Linked DNA regions of Mus musculus: region 2 is linked to region 1. Evidence: chromatin loops called from intact Hi-C (ENCODE). Cell type or tissue: heart. All regions are shown on one strand.

Evidence for each region. Peaks named below come from ENCODE experiments on the same cell type or tissue, not always from the same donor. Only the 100,000 strongest peaks of a DNase experiment are listed, where the experiment ranks them.
Region 2: a loop joins it to region 1, with 2.6 times the contacts of the local background. A loop is called at or near these places in 3 of 42 quality-filtered maps.

Annotation. Positions count from the first base shown.
Region 1 is chr10:76,731,450-76,739,449 of GRCm38, reverse strand. No RefSeq gene overlaps it. Among named protein-coding and RNA genes, the nearest start is that of Col6a1, 9.4 kb to the right of the region's middle. In heart, CTCF peaks have their summits at 4,221 (motif pointing right) and 6,023; DNase peaks (open chromatin) are centred at 4,359, 5,989, 6,369 and 7,379; H3K4me3 peaks cover 1,083 bases; H3K27ac peaks cover 2,443 bases.
Region 2 is chr10:76,528,092-76,536,091 of GRCm38, reverse strand. Lss (lanosterol synthase) reads right to left here and starts at 4,487. Exons shown (of 22, transcript NM_146006.2): 1 at 4,418-4,487; 2 at 4,074-4,242; 3 at 2,441-2,579; 4 at 425-533. The coding sequence starts at 4,431. In heart, a CTCF peak has its summit at 4,626 (motif pointing right); a DNase peak (open chromatin) is centred at 4,561; H3K4me3 peaks cover 1,832 bases; H3K27ac peaks cover 1,439 bases.

The sequences.
Region 1 (8,000 bases):
GCTAACCAATGACTGGCCCAGCTTGAGACCCATGCCATGAGAGCGAGCCTACCCCTGACACAATGATGCTCTGCTGTATTTGCAGACGAGATGACAGTTATGCTAGGCACCTGTCCGCAAACACACAATAAAATACCAGCAAATTTGTCCTGCCTGCAGGAGATGCAGGAATAAAGATTGTTTGTTGACATCCTATTCACAACAGCCAGGATATGGAAGAAACCTAGTGCCCTACTGATTGAATGGTAAAGATGTTGCACATACCCACCATGGAATATTACTCGGCTGTGATGGTTTGTATATCCTTGGACCAGGGAGTGGCACCATATGAAGGTGTGGCCTTGTTGGAATAGGTGTGACCTGGTTGGAATGGGTGTGTCACTGTGGGTGTGGGTATAAAATCCTCACCTTAGTTGCCTGGAAGTCAGTCTTCCACTAGCAGCCTTTGGATGAAGACATAGAACTCTCAGCTCCTCCTGCACCATGCCTTGATGACAATGGACAGAACTTCTGACTGAACCTGTAAGCCAGCCCCAATTAAATGTTGTTTTTATAAGACTTGCCTTGGTCATGGTGTCTGTTCACAGCAGTAAAACCCTATCTAAGACATCGGCTTTAAAGAAAAACCAAATCATGGAATCATGTAGGGACACAGACGGAATTCAAAAAAATATGAATAAGGTAACCCAACCCCCAAAGATGGATGCCAGGTGTTCTCTCTTCTATGAGGACTCTAGCTTTGACTCTTTAATTGGTGTATCTAACATAGAGCCTCTGTGGAAACAGGAGGAGATTGAGGAGGTGTGTATAGACATTATGTGTTTTTTTTATATCTCTCTTTTTTATATGTAATTTTAAAAAAGTGTTTTAATTGGTAACATTTGTTGCTTGGGGTTGGGAACCACAGACTTAAGCCACAAAGAAACAAAGGTGGAAAGACTTTTTTCAATATTCCCTTTGTTCCTTTAAAATTTTTTTTTACCACTCAAAGCTACTGTTTTTGACAGCAAACGACTCTAGGAGTGCATGCTTTTAATCCTAATACTAAGAGCCAGAGGAGACTAATCTCTGTAAGTTGAAGGCTCAGTCTGATCTACATGGCAAGTTCTTTCTAGACCAGCCAAGGCCTGTCTCAAAACAAAACCTCAAAGAGAACATCTTTAACTTAAAACTCATGAGGCCAGTGAGATGGCTCAGCTGGTAAAGAAAGGCATTTGTTGTCAAGCCTGACACCTGTGTTCAATACATGGAACCCACATGGTGGGAGAGAACTGACTCTCAGGCTGTGTGTCCTATAACTCACACAAACTATGACACTCCCATGTACACCCAGGCATGGAACATATGTACAAATGTAAATGTAAGGCATCGTACTAGTCAATTACATATGTATCATACAAATATTATAGACCTTTCATTCTGAAAAGATCTCTCTCTCTCTTTCTCTCTCTCTCTCTCTCTCTCTCTCTCTCTCTCTCTCTCTCTCTCTCTCTCTGTGTGTGTGTGTGTGTGTGTACATGCATATGTGTGTGCTTCCTGAGACAGATTCTCCCCATATACCTTTTGTGTGGCAGTTTCATCAAAATATAGCCTGTCTGAGTGAGAAGCTAAAGATATTGGATGTTCCCACACAGAAGTCTGTAAAGCTCAGGAGCCAACAACTCAAAGGCTTCAGGAAGTCCCTGAAACTGACCAGATAAATTAAATCTTCCCACGCCAAGGAGAAAAGACTACTGAAAGGCACTCTCCAGCCTGCTGAACTGCCTCTATGTTGTAAAGAATATTAGGTTCCCAGCTTTCATAAGCCACTGCCCTTGCTGGGTAGGCTTTGATGATAAAGCTGTCTTTGAGATAATTCATGATCTTATAAGTAAAGTAACCCTTCACTCATATTCCTGATAATTAAAACTCATTGCTTCACTGGATAGTGGTGGCACATGCCTTTAATCCAGCAATCAGGAGGCAGAGACAGGTCATTCCTAAGAGTTCAATGCTAGCCTGGTCCTAGCAAGATTCCAGGACAACCAGGGCTACACAGAAAAACCCTGCCTTAAAAACCAAAAAATTAAAAACAAAAACCAAAAAGCTAAAAAGTCCAAGTTGGACTTTGGTGTTATCTTTCCTGGTGGTCTGTCACCAGTCCCCTATCTGGGGTGAGTAGACATTCATTCATCTCTCTCCAAGAATAATGCTACACCTCAGTAGTAAAGATTCCACTTCTCCAGCGCTGAGATTAAACGTGTTTTCTCTTTTACCATAAAAACCATTGGTAAGACAGTTGGCAGCCTATGGTTATGTTATGTAGATTGGGTAATAGACTGAGCCTGTTAGTCTTCCATTCAGATCACTGCAGTACACGTGGGTAGGAGCACACCCTGCTTTTAGGAGAGCTTGAAGATTTCTCAGTTTGATTTCAGAGAGCTTTGGAGCATGGATGACAATGTGCATCCAGTTTCATGACTCAAGGGGACTTGTCACCACAATCACGCCCCCATCAGTCGCAGCTGTGGCTGCCCCGGGTGATGTTGCCTTCCAGGCCTCCGTGAGGTCAGACTCCCCCAGAGTGCAGGTGCAAGCTTCCAAGAGTGGGACACGGCTCCCTTTGGGTTTTTTCCTAGCATTCTGGATTCCTAGCGTTGCTGGAGGTTCTAGCCAATGGGATTAGATCGGAAAGTGAAATTAAGAGGATTAGAACTGGAAAGTATATAACACCACTCCATTATAATACTACAAACCCGAACCAATAAAAATATACAGAAATTACGACAATGGCAGCACTGCTGCTAACAAGAATAAGCATCTGGCAATGAACAGAATTCAGAGAGTATTAATGGTGGACACAATCCCGTTAAGGTTGTAAGGTCATGGATAATATAGTAGAATTCAGGAAGTTATTGATATCTGAGACAGTCTACGTGTTGGGTGTCCAGCCTCTTCCCAGAGTGCCACTACTTCTATCAGTGGAATTTCGTTTGTCAGAACCTCAGCTTCTCTCTATTCCTGAGCACATGACTCCTGGACCTGGGTTCCAGGGTAGCTTTCTCTACCTCCAGCTGCTGTGATTTCACACACACACACACACACACACACACACACACACACACACACACACAAATGGTAACAGCAGTGGCGAGTGTCGAGGGTTGCCATGACGTCAGGCGTCCTGACTCCGGTGATCTTTGGCTGTCTAATTGGGGAGAATGGCAGTCGGGATCCAGGCCCTATTAACCTTCATCCTCCAGGAACCAGCGTACAACCAGAAGCCAAGCGTTGCCAAGCCTGCTTTGAGTGCTGAGTCTCCCATCCCAACTGCTGCTCAGGAAATCCTCAAAGAACTCATAGCCACTGCTGCCCAGGGCCTGACCTGCCTACGTTTCCACCTGCTGACCTCTACTCTCTGGAATCTCAGAACCAGGTGGGCAGACAAGGGGCAAGGACAGGTCCTAACCTGTGTCCCTGAAGCATTGATCACCTTATTGAGGCACTAGACATTTGCCTTCAAGGAGGAAGATTGAAGGAGTTGCCCTCACCTTTTGGGGGACCCTCTAAGAAGTATTGGACACCTTTCACTGACTTGGCCCCTGGAACTGAACGTGGGAGTATGCTTAGTGGTAGTTTATGTCATGTGGGGTCTCTGATAGGAACAAGTTGCTCATTGGAACTGACCCTAACCTAATCTCAACCCTAACCCAGATCCTTCCCCTTGGTTGTGACTCTAATTCTGAGGCTAGGAGTTACCATGGGGAGTCCTACTGATGTCTAGATATACATGAAGATCCTAGAAAACACTCTTACGGCACAGGGTTATGGTGCCAGGCTCTGGGATACCTAGGCCTAAGATATCCTAGGGTTAGCCTTCCCCTCTTTACAGAGAGCTCTGGCTTCAGGAAGGTTAGAAACTTCTGAAACAGGCAAGCAGAGGTGGGAAGCAGCTGGGCTAGTCACAGAGTTGAGGCTGCTCACTTGTTCTGTATCTGGGACTGGGCCTACCAAGTGACAGGGGCCAGCCTCTGGTAGGATAGTTTCCTGTACCTTTGTTGAGACAGGGCACACTGTGCCTCAGGAAGGCTGAAAATGGAATCTCCCCAGAGGCTTCATTGACTTCAATGCTTCCTAGACTCAATCTATTCAAGCAAGCCTGAGGTAGGCAATGATGACTACCATTCCACAGCCGCTCTGTCTCTGTCTGTGAACATCCAGCAAAGTGCCCAGATGGACAGCAGAGGGCGCTCAAGCCCAGCATATTGGCCCCTGAGAGCCTCTCTGGGCCTTAATCACTAACCACCAGAACGTGAGATTTCCGGTGTGTGCTGGGGAAGAAACTGGCATAAATAACCCAGGGCACATGTGTACCCCAAGTCCTAGTGCTGATTTGGGGGAGTTTTGCCAACAAGGGAAGAAGATATCTGAGTCAGTCACCTGAAGCCCAGGGATCCTAGACAGGCACTGAACAGGCTTAATTACCTCTCACTCTTGTGGGTCTTGATTTTATTGGCTTTTGACTGTCAACAATACTTTTTCTCTTTAAAGTTAACCCCTGCATGGAAGTGCTTGAATGGCCCCTCAATCTCTGGAGATCATTGAGCAAGAACGAGGCCCTTTTCCACAGAACAGCGAGAGACATCTCTTGCTCCAGAGTTTGATAGATCAGAAAAATCATGCAGGCTTGTAGCCGTTCCTAGGAACCCCAGATGTGACCCAGGGTGCACATCTGACTGCCAAGAGGCCTCCTTAGAGAAGCCGGGGCTATGGAATCAGATGCCAGATAGAAGGTCCTAGGGTACCTCCTAGAATGGTGATTCTCAACCGGTGGATCAAGATCCCTTTGGGGTGGGGTGTTCAACGACCCTTTCACAGGGGTCACATACCAGATATCCTGCATATCAGATATTTACATTACGATTCTTTTTTGTTTGTTTGTTTTTTTCAAGACAGGGTTCCTCTGTATAGCCTTGGCTGTCCTGGAACTCACTCTGTATACCAGGCTGGCCTCGAACTCAGAAATCCACCTGTCTCTGCCTCCCAAGTGCTGGGATTATAGGTGTGTGCCACCACTGCCCGGCTTCTTAACAATAGCAGTAATGAAATAATTTTATAGTCGGGGGTCAGCACGACATGGAGAGCTATATTAAATCATCACAGCATTAGGAAGGCTAAGAATCACTATTCTAGCACATCTGGACAGAGTCTACATGGGACCTGTTGATGGTGGCCTCCTGATAAGGAATTGAGACTGTCTTACTCCGACACTGCCATTAATAGCCCATCATAAACTCTCACTAACCAATACTAAGAGGGGTATCTCCTGAAGATGTGGCAACACAATGTTGGCTTGTTTCTCTGGCCTTAGGTCACAGAACTGGTAGATGACAGAGCAGGAACCAGCCCAGATCTGAATGTCCCTGGTTCTTATGTCCCCAGCCTAGAGCACAGAGGCTAGAAAAGACCCCTGACCACCTCTTGCATGCAGCCTGTCTTGCTGCCCTGGCTGATCTTGGGTCCCTCGGTCTCCTCGACATCTTCAGAGAGTACCAAGGATGAGGGGCTTCCATGGTTGGGGGATGAGGCCAGGCAGGGTGAGAGGACAAGGCTGCCAGCCAGGCCACCCTGAAGCAGCAGGCTGGAGAGTCTCCAAGCCCCAGTGTGGCTGAGAAGAGACCAAGGGTCTTAGCAACCCCTTGCATATATTGCTGTTCCGCTGTGACAATCCTTGGCTACCTGAGGTGAAGAGTGAACTGGGCCTGGAGTCCCCTGCTTGGCTCCCTGCAGAGAGCAGGGAGTGTCCTGTTCTCTCCTGCGCACAGCAGGGTGGGGTGAGGAAGTCTTCTCTGACTAGGCTTGTCTTCGCTAGAACTCAGGCGGTCAGGCTATAGCAGTTTTCCACGAAGAGTCTTGGCAGCAGCTGGGAAATATCAATCACAGTTCAGCGCGAGGCTTATACAGTGGAACCCACACTCCAAGTGCCAGGGGCTCTGCAGAGACAGGACGCATGCCTGGTGCGGCTCCCCAGCTCCCCAGCGCCACCTCTGGCTGAGAAAGGCAGCAATTTTGCATGTTGATCAGCAGTCTGATCCCCAGAATATCACTTACAGACTCTGGTTGGGGGTGGGAGGGGCAGGATCTGCTTTTGTGGCTGTTGGGGGATAAAGACAAGGAGGGCATACCCCAGACCTGGTGGTCTCCAACACGGTCCTGGGCTCGTAGTAGATCTCATTTTGAAACCCTATTAGCCCCTCAAAACGTCTGGGGTAATGCTTAGCCCAGCCCTCCACACCGCAGCTCCAGCATCTTCCCAGGGTTAGCAGGACAGGAAGTGACTCTTGTTCACAGGAATGCTTGGCTGTCATCTCCAGGCCCTTGAGGGTGGGCTTCGGGGACCCAGGTGGTGCGGCACCACTGTGGCTATCCTTTCCCGGGAAGCCCCCTCCCTTGAGTTCCGCCTAAGCCTGCAGCTGGCCTCTGGTAAGGAGCCAGGCTGCTCCTCCAGAGGCCCAAGCTCTGCTGGAGAAATACCTCTGCCAGATGTTGCTCTCTCTCTCTCTCTACAGGCAGGAGGCCAGTATGAGGTAATAGGAAAGTTTAACCCGTCCAGAACCAGAGCCCCCAGTCACTGTGTTCACAGCCAGCCATGCTAGCTGGCAATTCGATGGAGAGGGTCCCTTGAGAAAGGATAAGAGCCCAAGGACCCTTGTGTAAAGTGTTCCTGGGGCGCTGCAGCCCTCAGCAGGCTCAGTGGATAACTCTGTGCTCAGCATGGGCCTGCTATTCATGGTACTCAATCCCTGCTTTGCATGTAGCCATTTCTCAACTATCCCCAGGGTCAAGGGTACCCACTTTTCAGAGCCCTTTACCTCCCCAAGGTCAGGTTCACAGCTCCCGGAGAGAAGGGAGTCATTGTGCACTTGTGTGTGTATGGGGCGGGGGGAGCTGTTAGAAACTTAGCTGATGGAACCAAAAGGTTGCAAGGGATCTTGGGGCGGAAAAGGAGATATGACTCGTTCTGCCCACTGGCTTCTCGTCTAGAGACCACCAGCAGCAAGCACAGAATGATTATGGCACTCTCTGGTGACCTGTGCAGCTGCCCCAGCTATCTGTGCATCCCTTGGGTCCCTCTACCTCCATAGAAAGGACCAGCGTGCAGAGGCTCTATATAGATTGGGCGGTGAGGACCGGGGTTTAGGGGTGTATGTAAGAGAAGCAGATTAGAGCAGAAACCTCTGCCTACAGCTCCAAAGATGCCCGTTCTCCAAATGCTTTTGTCTGTGCTTAAGCCGTGGCTCCAGCTGGCGTAGAGTGTCCTGCTAAAGTGTCTGTCTGCTTCCTGCTTCTGCCCCTGGGGAAGCTTCTGCTTGTCCTCGGGAGTCAGGGTCACGCTCCCAGGACGAGGCTTTGGCAGTGAGACTCGAGACAAGATTTCCACGGGGATCCGTGGGGACACCCATGTGTTGCAGCCTGCGGCGTGGGTCAGCTGCTTTTCTGGGGGGAAATCGCCCCTTCCTCCGGAGAAGAGGAAAGAGTTAGAGCTATGTGAATTTTCTGGCTCCACTGCTAGCTAGGGTTCTCAGAATATCCAGCCTCAGATTTGTGGGTGTTGGGCCAACTCCAAACAGCCTTGGAGCCCCTCAGGCCAAGTTGCCAGCGTCTGTGTCATGGTGTCCTTGAGCCTCCCAGCCAAGCCTCGAAGAGCAGGGAGGCCTGGGGTTACCCACTCACTGGCTGCTTGGCTCTGCCTCGCTGGTCTCTCTGGGTATCGTGCACACAACTCATTTTTTTCAGCTTTGTAGTGTCTCTTTCAAAGGACGGCACGCGACCAGAGCTCCCATGTCCACTTCTCACCAGAAAATAAAATTCTCAAGTTTTCAGACAAGAGAACAAAAAATAAATTAGGTTAATATGCAGCCAGGGAGCCACATCGTCAGCTGGAGTCGCTGAGTAGGGAGGGTGGTGGGGGACCAGTGGAGGGATCCGCCTTCACAAAACAATTAGTCGGGGGCATTACA
Region 2 (8,000 bases), 200 kb after region 1:
CAGGGAAAGTTTAGTCATGTAACAGAAGATGTCCAATTGTTCCAAAACCATCTGGGCAGGGCCCGCCCTACCCATCTGCTCCACATCAGGAAAGCAGACTGAGATGGGACTGTGGGACCCCCTTCATTTGCTGCCATCTCTGCTGCCTCCAGAGTTTTAAAATATAATGGCTTTAACTTGGCACTTGAGTCTCAAGAGGCTGCCAAACACAAGACTCATTCACCACAGCAGAGGTCAAACCATGGCCGGGCTACGCATAGGTACCAGGCTACCCTCCTCCAACCAGGCTTTCGCCCACCCCACCCTAGGTCCATGGTTACAGTCACCACACTTCTCAACAGCTGCCTGAAAACCCAAGCATGAGCTACAGAAAACACACGCAAGCATACACATGTATATATGTGCTGCTGTTAAGCATACTCACAAGCCCCAGCCGCCATCAGGGAGCTGCACTGACCGCAGGTACCGCACCATCTCCTCTCTGTATCCAGCTGGCAGAGAGATGTGTGATATGTGACAGGTAATCAGGAGACCTGTGGGGTGAGAAGGATGTTCCACACTAGTCATGGTACCCAGCGCTGCTAACCCAAGCCATTCTTCTGAGGACCTTCTTCCTGACACAGAGGAGCAGCTCTGTGCCGCTCCTTCCCGTGCAATCAAGCCCAGGAAGGCCATTCTTCCTAAGCCAAATCAGTGAGTTTGGAAACAGGGCTTAGGGGAACACTAAGAAGAATCCAGTTAACACTCCAAGTCTGGGACCCCCCGCAGAGCTCAAGTGGTTATGCCTGGTACAAATACCATAGTCTGGGTCAGAGAAACACTGCAGAGCCTTGAAGAAGCCTCCCACACATGCCCTGAAGGACTAAGAAGAGCCAGTTTAAGATCAGTGGGTTCACTGCGGGCAGCCAGGTCTTGCTTTAACACCTGCTGGGACTGGAATACTAAAATGGTAATCCTGGACGAGAGAAGAGCTTTTGTTTAGTTGATTGACTGACTGACTGATTGGTTGGTTGTTTTTGAGACAGGCTTTCTCTGTGTAGCCCTGACTACACACTCACTCTGTAGACCAGGCTGGCCTTGAACTCAGAGATCCAGCTGCCTCTGCTTCCCAGGTTCTAGGATGAAGGTGTGCACCACCATCACCCAGCCAGGATAACAGTTATTGCTTAGATTGTACTGCTGTGTTTTATAAACTTTTATACATGTATGTGCTATTTTGCATATATGGGGAGAGATGATACTACACAAGAAATCTTCATTCCAAGCCTGGTCTTTGGGCACATGGCTATCCTCATCACCCACAGAGCAGCTGCTTATCATACACCCACCCATGGCATGGCACAGGAAGGGTATCAGAAACAAACCCATATGCTCCTAAGAACTCAGGCTACTGATATAGTAGAGTTACAACACAATGTGGAAAAGGGTCTTGAGGCGTGAATACGGGTTTCTTCAGAAACCAGGCAATCCACGATGCAAAGAGCCTTACCCAGCTGAACTAGATCAGAGACTAGTGTGTTCAAATACATTCCTTCTAGCAATCACTAACCTGGACCTGTGGTTCCCTGGCCAGAACTCCCTCAGCCATCCTTTGACAACAAGTCCACAAGGGATATCATGGTTCTCCAACTGCACATGCATGGATACCAGCGCCTCATCCTCAACCTCTTAAAACCGAATTTAATCAAAGGAGAAGAAAATTTTCCAGACCGAAGAAGCAGCACAGTCAAAGGCCCAAAGGACGGCCAGAGCTGTATTGCTTAGAAGACTCAAGACCGAGTGACTATTGGCCATCAAATGGATGGTGTATTAGATCTCCATAACACAAAGACCAGGCTGGGCTTAGTATCTGCAAGAGAGTTTCTAGGTAAACTGAGGTGGGGAAAAAGTCATTCCAAGTTTGTGGGTGCTACAATTGCATGGGCTAGGGCCTCAGACTAAATAAAAAGAAGGAAAGAATCCGAGTACCAGCCTTGGTCTCATTTTGCTTCCTAACTGTTGGCACACTATGACCAACTGCCTCATGCTCCTGAGGCAAACACCCTGGCACTGGCTGGGCCTTCCACCTTACAGTACCCTTTCCATCTGTACTGGGATTTAAGAGCATCCACCACCCATCCATCCCCTTCGTCTCGAAAATGCTTTGCTTCCATTAGAGTACTTGCTGGTCTAGCCTGGGCTAGCTGTGTTCCACCACTGTTCCCTAAATCCTGGCAGCAGGATGACTGGGATACCCTCCCCTAGAGCTTTTCCAGTAAGCTCCTGGGTTTTAACCTGCTTGACCAGGATAGGTCAATCACAACACACACACACACACACACACACATACACACACACACACACACACACACACACACACACACACACACACACACCGTGTGTATGCCCCAACAATCTAGAACAGCCTTTCCCTTGAATTGAGGTAGCACACTCCTCCTACCTGGCAAGAGGAAGAGCGGACCACCATAATCACCAGCCCAGTGTCCATCCTCAGCCTGCAGCTTGGCATAAAAGGTTACTCCATTCAGGGCCCCCTCATGGGCTGTTTGCGCTTTTGGTAAGTCCGTGAAATAACTTCTCTGTGAAGAGAGGGAAGAGAGGAGAGTTGAGGGTGCCCGCCGCTCCAAGGAACCCTCGTCATTCACAAGCCAAGTCAAAGTGGTGACTCTAAATTAAAATTTTCAACTGTTTTAATCTGAAACAAGACAGGGTAGGACAATTTCACCCCATATATAATAAAGAAGCAATTCCATGTTGTCACAATTTCCCTTCCAGCCATTAATCTATAAATCTCTTCAAAACTTCATGTCTTAACTAAGCCCAGCACAGACCACAGGGAAGGCAGGGTACTGATGCCCAACTGATACTGGGACTCTTTCACAAAGGACCCACACAATAGCATAGGCGTTGCTCAGAGAGAGATCTTCCCAGCGGATGGCCAAGACTCACAGGAAGCCTGTGAGCTAACTAACTGCTCCATGATTAGCTGTCCATCATCCATGCACCAACACACACAACCAGAAAATCAGGTCCTAAGTATTTCATCTTGTGGATCCAAACAAAAATCACACCCATCTTTGTAATTCTCCTGCAAATCAAAAGTTAAATATCAAAGTGGAATGCTCAAAATGAAACCAAATTAGGGCAACTTCTTCCACAGGTCTCTGAGGTGGAGGGACTTAAATAACGAGGGTTGCTTCTACTCCTGTCTCCGGAAGGAGGTACCACACTTTTTGTTGTTTAGATTGAATTGAGGCAAACACTCACAAACACTGACCCACATCAGCAGCCCTCTTCTTTATTTATTTGTTATCATTTTTGAGATAGGGTCACACTACGTAGACCTGGCTGGCCTAGAACTTGCTCTGTAGACCAGGCTGGCCTCAAACTCACAAAGATCTGCCTGCCTCTGCCTCCTGGGTGCCGGGATTAAAGACCAGCACTACCATGCCCAGCCTCTTTATTTTCTGAGACAAGCTCTACTCAGCTGCCCAGGCAGATCTTAAACTTTATCCTTGTCACAGCCTACTCAGCGGCTAGGATTACAGGTATGCCTGCCGGGCCCAGGTTCATATCTGTTTTAAAAAACAAAAAATTATAAGCCTTATTATTAAAATAAAAAGAAACCTGCAAATTAATAAAAACATCGCACACCAAAATTAACCAAACACAAAGTCTACTCAACTTAATGACCTTGGCATTTGAAAAGGGAGACTGTGAAACTTTCCATAAAATGATGCACTTTCAGTACCCACTATATTTTATGCATTAATCTATTGCCCAAACCACAAAGCCCATGACAGAGTTAGAACTAGAAAAGCAACTAGCTTTACATCTTCTTACATAACTTGTGAACTTTCCTGATCCTCTTATAGTCAGCTTTTCCTCATATCACACTATACCCACATATACATTGGTTTACACATATGCATATATTACTGGCTGGTTGCCTGTTTTTTAAATAAGGCTCTCCACTGTTTCAGAGCTCTGGCTCAGGAAGGCACGGTGTAGGCTGATCAGTGATGGCTTCCAGTCTTGGGATGGAATGGTGCTTTCAGAATCACATCACTTACTGTGTCCAGTCCCAAAGAGTGGGCCTCTAGCCCGGTCTGCTCTCGACCAGGGTCGTCCTCCGCTTGATAATAAGTCCATCTCTGCCGACCCAACTCATTCTGGAGCCGCCAGCGGGTGAGATCGGTGGCGGGCTCAGTTTTATAGGGTCCCCCACGACGCCGCAGACACCTGAGGGGACCAGCGAGAGGAAGCAGCCTTCCTTAGACTCCGCCCAGGTGGGATGCCTGCAATCCAGGCATGCAGAGCCACCAGCCATGCCACCCTGCTGTCCAGACACCTTCCCTGCCACCGCCCTGCCGCGTCCCTCGCAACACCCGCGGGAAGCCCAGGGTCCGCGACTCACGTGCCCTCAGTCATGACAGCACTACTCTCTGCCACCGCTTGCCAGCCCTTTACCTGACAGCCTAGTGCACTGCGCAGGCGCGAGCCTCGGCCGACCGGAACTACTGGGTGGGCCGATGCGAGCTCGGCCAATCAGAGCATCACCAGGTGGGCACGAGAGACGCACCGCGACCACAGTGGCTGGGCGCAGGGCCGCCCGACGCCGCGAGGGCACCAGGGGGCGTGGCTGCGGGGCGGGAAGCGCTTTGGAGGCGGGGCCTATGAAAGAGGCCGGCCTGTGGGCGAGGACGGCCTGTGGGAGGGGCAGGCCCGTTGGAGGGGCGGGGCGGGATGGGGGGCGGGGCCGGCCCCTCTAGATCCTTATTGATGACAGCCTTGGACTTCTGGTCTGGGTGTTCTGAGCCGGGATACCTACAGGGTTGGTGAAAAATGGCCCCTCCGACATGCAGGAAAGAGGCCGCGGAAACCACGAGTGCTTCAGAAGTACGGAAGAGGCATGAGTGACCTGAGGTGAAACTAGCGTTGATCCGAGGCACCACATGGACCATCATGGGGCAGGGGCCTTGACCCGAGTGAAGGGAGGAGGAAACTATGATGACACGTAGTTGGGAAGAGGGTCAGAGTAGTGTTCTCAGAAAGCGGGCACAGGCTCCTCACAGGGAGCAGCTGCAGAGTGTGCAGAGGGCTGTGTCCTGACTCCCATTAGCAGGTAGAGTTCCACTTCCCTAGCCACAGCACTACTCTCAGGATACCTGGAGCTTGGAGTCCTACAAGTTAAAGGGGGAAAAGCCTTGATTATGTTTGACAGTAGAGAGGGAAGCAGGAAAGCCTGTGGTATGCCGGCAGAATCTAGTAGAGACGTGCAATGAAGAACATTTGAACAGATAGTATTTGAGAAGCATTGCTGGCATGCAGGAATGACGACCAGAGATCAGAAAAATATAATTCCAAGAACTCCCAGCGGTACAGTGTGTCCTACAGAGTGCCGACTTACTTACAACTACCCAAACCCGATAGCCTCCCTGCACCTAGCCCTCAAAACGCTGCCAAGGAAGGGGCCATGAACCACAAATCAGAGAAGGAAGAAGTAAGAGGCAAAGAACACTCACACACCTTCCCTAGATGGAAAATCGGAATTTTAGATGGCTAGTCAAGAACACTAACCTCTTCTTTGCCCAGTTTAGAAACTTGTAAAGATATAAGACAAGGCATTTTAACTGAGCCTTGCCTCAGACTATTGATTTGGGGACTGGAGGCCAATACTTAAGTCCAGTGCGTAAGAGCACTTGCTGCTCATTCAGAGGACCTGGAATTGGTTTATAGCACCCACATGGTGACTCACAGCCATCTATAACTTCAGTTTTAAGGAATCTAATGCCATTTTCTGACCTCCTCAGTCACCAGGCATGTGTGAGATGTAAGTACATACATGCTGGTTAAAACACCCGTACACATTAAGTTTTTAAAATTCACAATAGAAAAGTCAGTTTGAGCTGGGCGTGGTGGCACACGCCTTTAATCCCAGCACTCCAGAGGCAGAGGCAGGCAGATTTCTGAGTTCAAGGCCAGCCTGGTCTACAAAAGTGAGTTCCAGGACAGCCAGGGCTATACAGAGAAACCCTGTCTCGAAAAACAAAAACAAAAACAAAAAAGCCAAAAAAAAAAAAAAAAAAGTCAGTTTGAACAGGGCTGGCTAACTGCTTCATAATGACTGCTTTTCCCTTACACATGTCTCAGCTTCTAAGCCAAGCGAACAACTGAAGCCTTTGGGAGCTGACCCACCAAGAACCATGTAAGCACAGTATGCCAATAAGAAGACCCAAAAAACGATGCCCAGGGAAGCCTAGCACACTGGATGCTGTTCTCCCAAATTCACTAAACAAGCCACTCTCTTTCCCTGGAGAAAAAAGCTAGAGTGTTTTCCAGGGAAGTCCTTTTTGTGTCAGAACATGAAAAATTGGAAAAAAAGAATTCTGGTCCGTACGGAACCCCAGACTTGAATGGCAAAGCTAGACAGATGGCAGAGATATCAGCTGCAAAAGAAGTTAGGTTGATATTTTCCTGGACTAGACATCCTATGAATAAAGTAATATGCTTTCTAATATCTAAGGAAGAAAAGTGTGAAATCCTCCTGCCAATTCACATAGATGGATTTCTAGAGACAGTTGTAAGAAATGTTTGTCACTGCTTGGCTTGTACCATATTGAGCTTATTCTATAAACTAAATACAGAAGACTCTAGGGTTTGGGACCTGGACAACTGGGTGTAGAGTGAGCTTCCATTGACAAGGAAGGCAATGTTCTTAGCTATATGAAGATTGGGAAAGCCTTGGCTGACAAAGACCCTGGAGCCTAAGGGTTTCAAGACAGGCCAAGGGGAAAAGCCTTATCTGTATGTAGAAGTTAGGAAAGGTCAGAGGAGCTTGGAAATTTCACGGAGAATTCATTTTGACAAATATTAGGCATCCGAGTTTAAGTAGTTTTAAGTAGACTGGTATTCAGAAAAGAGAACAAGGCTAGATAAAGAAATCTGAGAGTCATCGGGTGGCATTTGAAATCATGAGATTCGATAAGATCAACTAGAAACTGAACAGAGAAGCTCGACTTTCCTGGTCCATCGAGGAGGAAAACTAAGGGACTAGGGTCAAAGAAAGCAAGTGAAGCCCTGAAGGGAGTACAAGATGGAGTTGATGGCAATCGCTGATTAGATGTGGGGGAAGTGATTAGTTACTGACTCTGGGGAGACTATAAAATGGGGTTGATGGTACTTGCTGATTGGACGTGGGGAAATGATTAGTTACTGACCTAGGAGCTGCCTTAGGAGTCAGAGATGACAGGAAAAGAAAGATATTTCTATTTAAAAACACCAGGCTGGACATAGATGTTGATTTCTGTTTCCTGCCCATGTCCCAGTCCAAAGACAAAGACATTAAAAACCCAGGACAGAAGTGAAAAGGAACGGGGGAGAGGGGAGGATCCAGAAGGGAGGGAATGAGGGGTGGACTCAATCAAAACACACTATATGCATGTTTGAAGCTCTGGATTTTAGAAAATATTTTAAAGAAAATTATAAAGACTAGAAGTAGATGGAGGAATGACTGATTCGGCAAAGCAGAGAAAATGAAAACCTCTATGTGTAGATAAAGCCAGCAAGAAATGACAGTTCTCGCCAGGGAACGAACCCTTGAATTAACAGAGTCTGGAGGGAGCAGTGAAAACCTTGAAGGAACATTATCATAGGGTTTTTTTAAATTTATTTATTTATTTTATGTATGAGTACACTGTAACTGTCTTCAGACACACCAGAAGAGGGCATCAGATCACATTGCAGATGGTTGTGAGCCACCATGTGGTTGCTGGGAATTAAACTCAGGACCTCTGGAAGAGCAGTCAGTGCTCTTAACCGCTAAGCCATCTCTCCAGCCCCCCATTATCATAGTTTTAGTGTTCTGACTGGGTGGAAGCCTTGAGCAGCTGAGTAAAAGGCAGATGAGGCATAGCTGGATATCATCAAAACCAGAGAAATTGAAAATTTGCACTCGTAGGGGAATCCAGTCCTCCCTCTCACATTCCAACAGCTAGCCT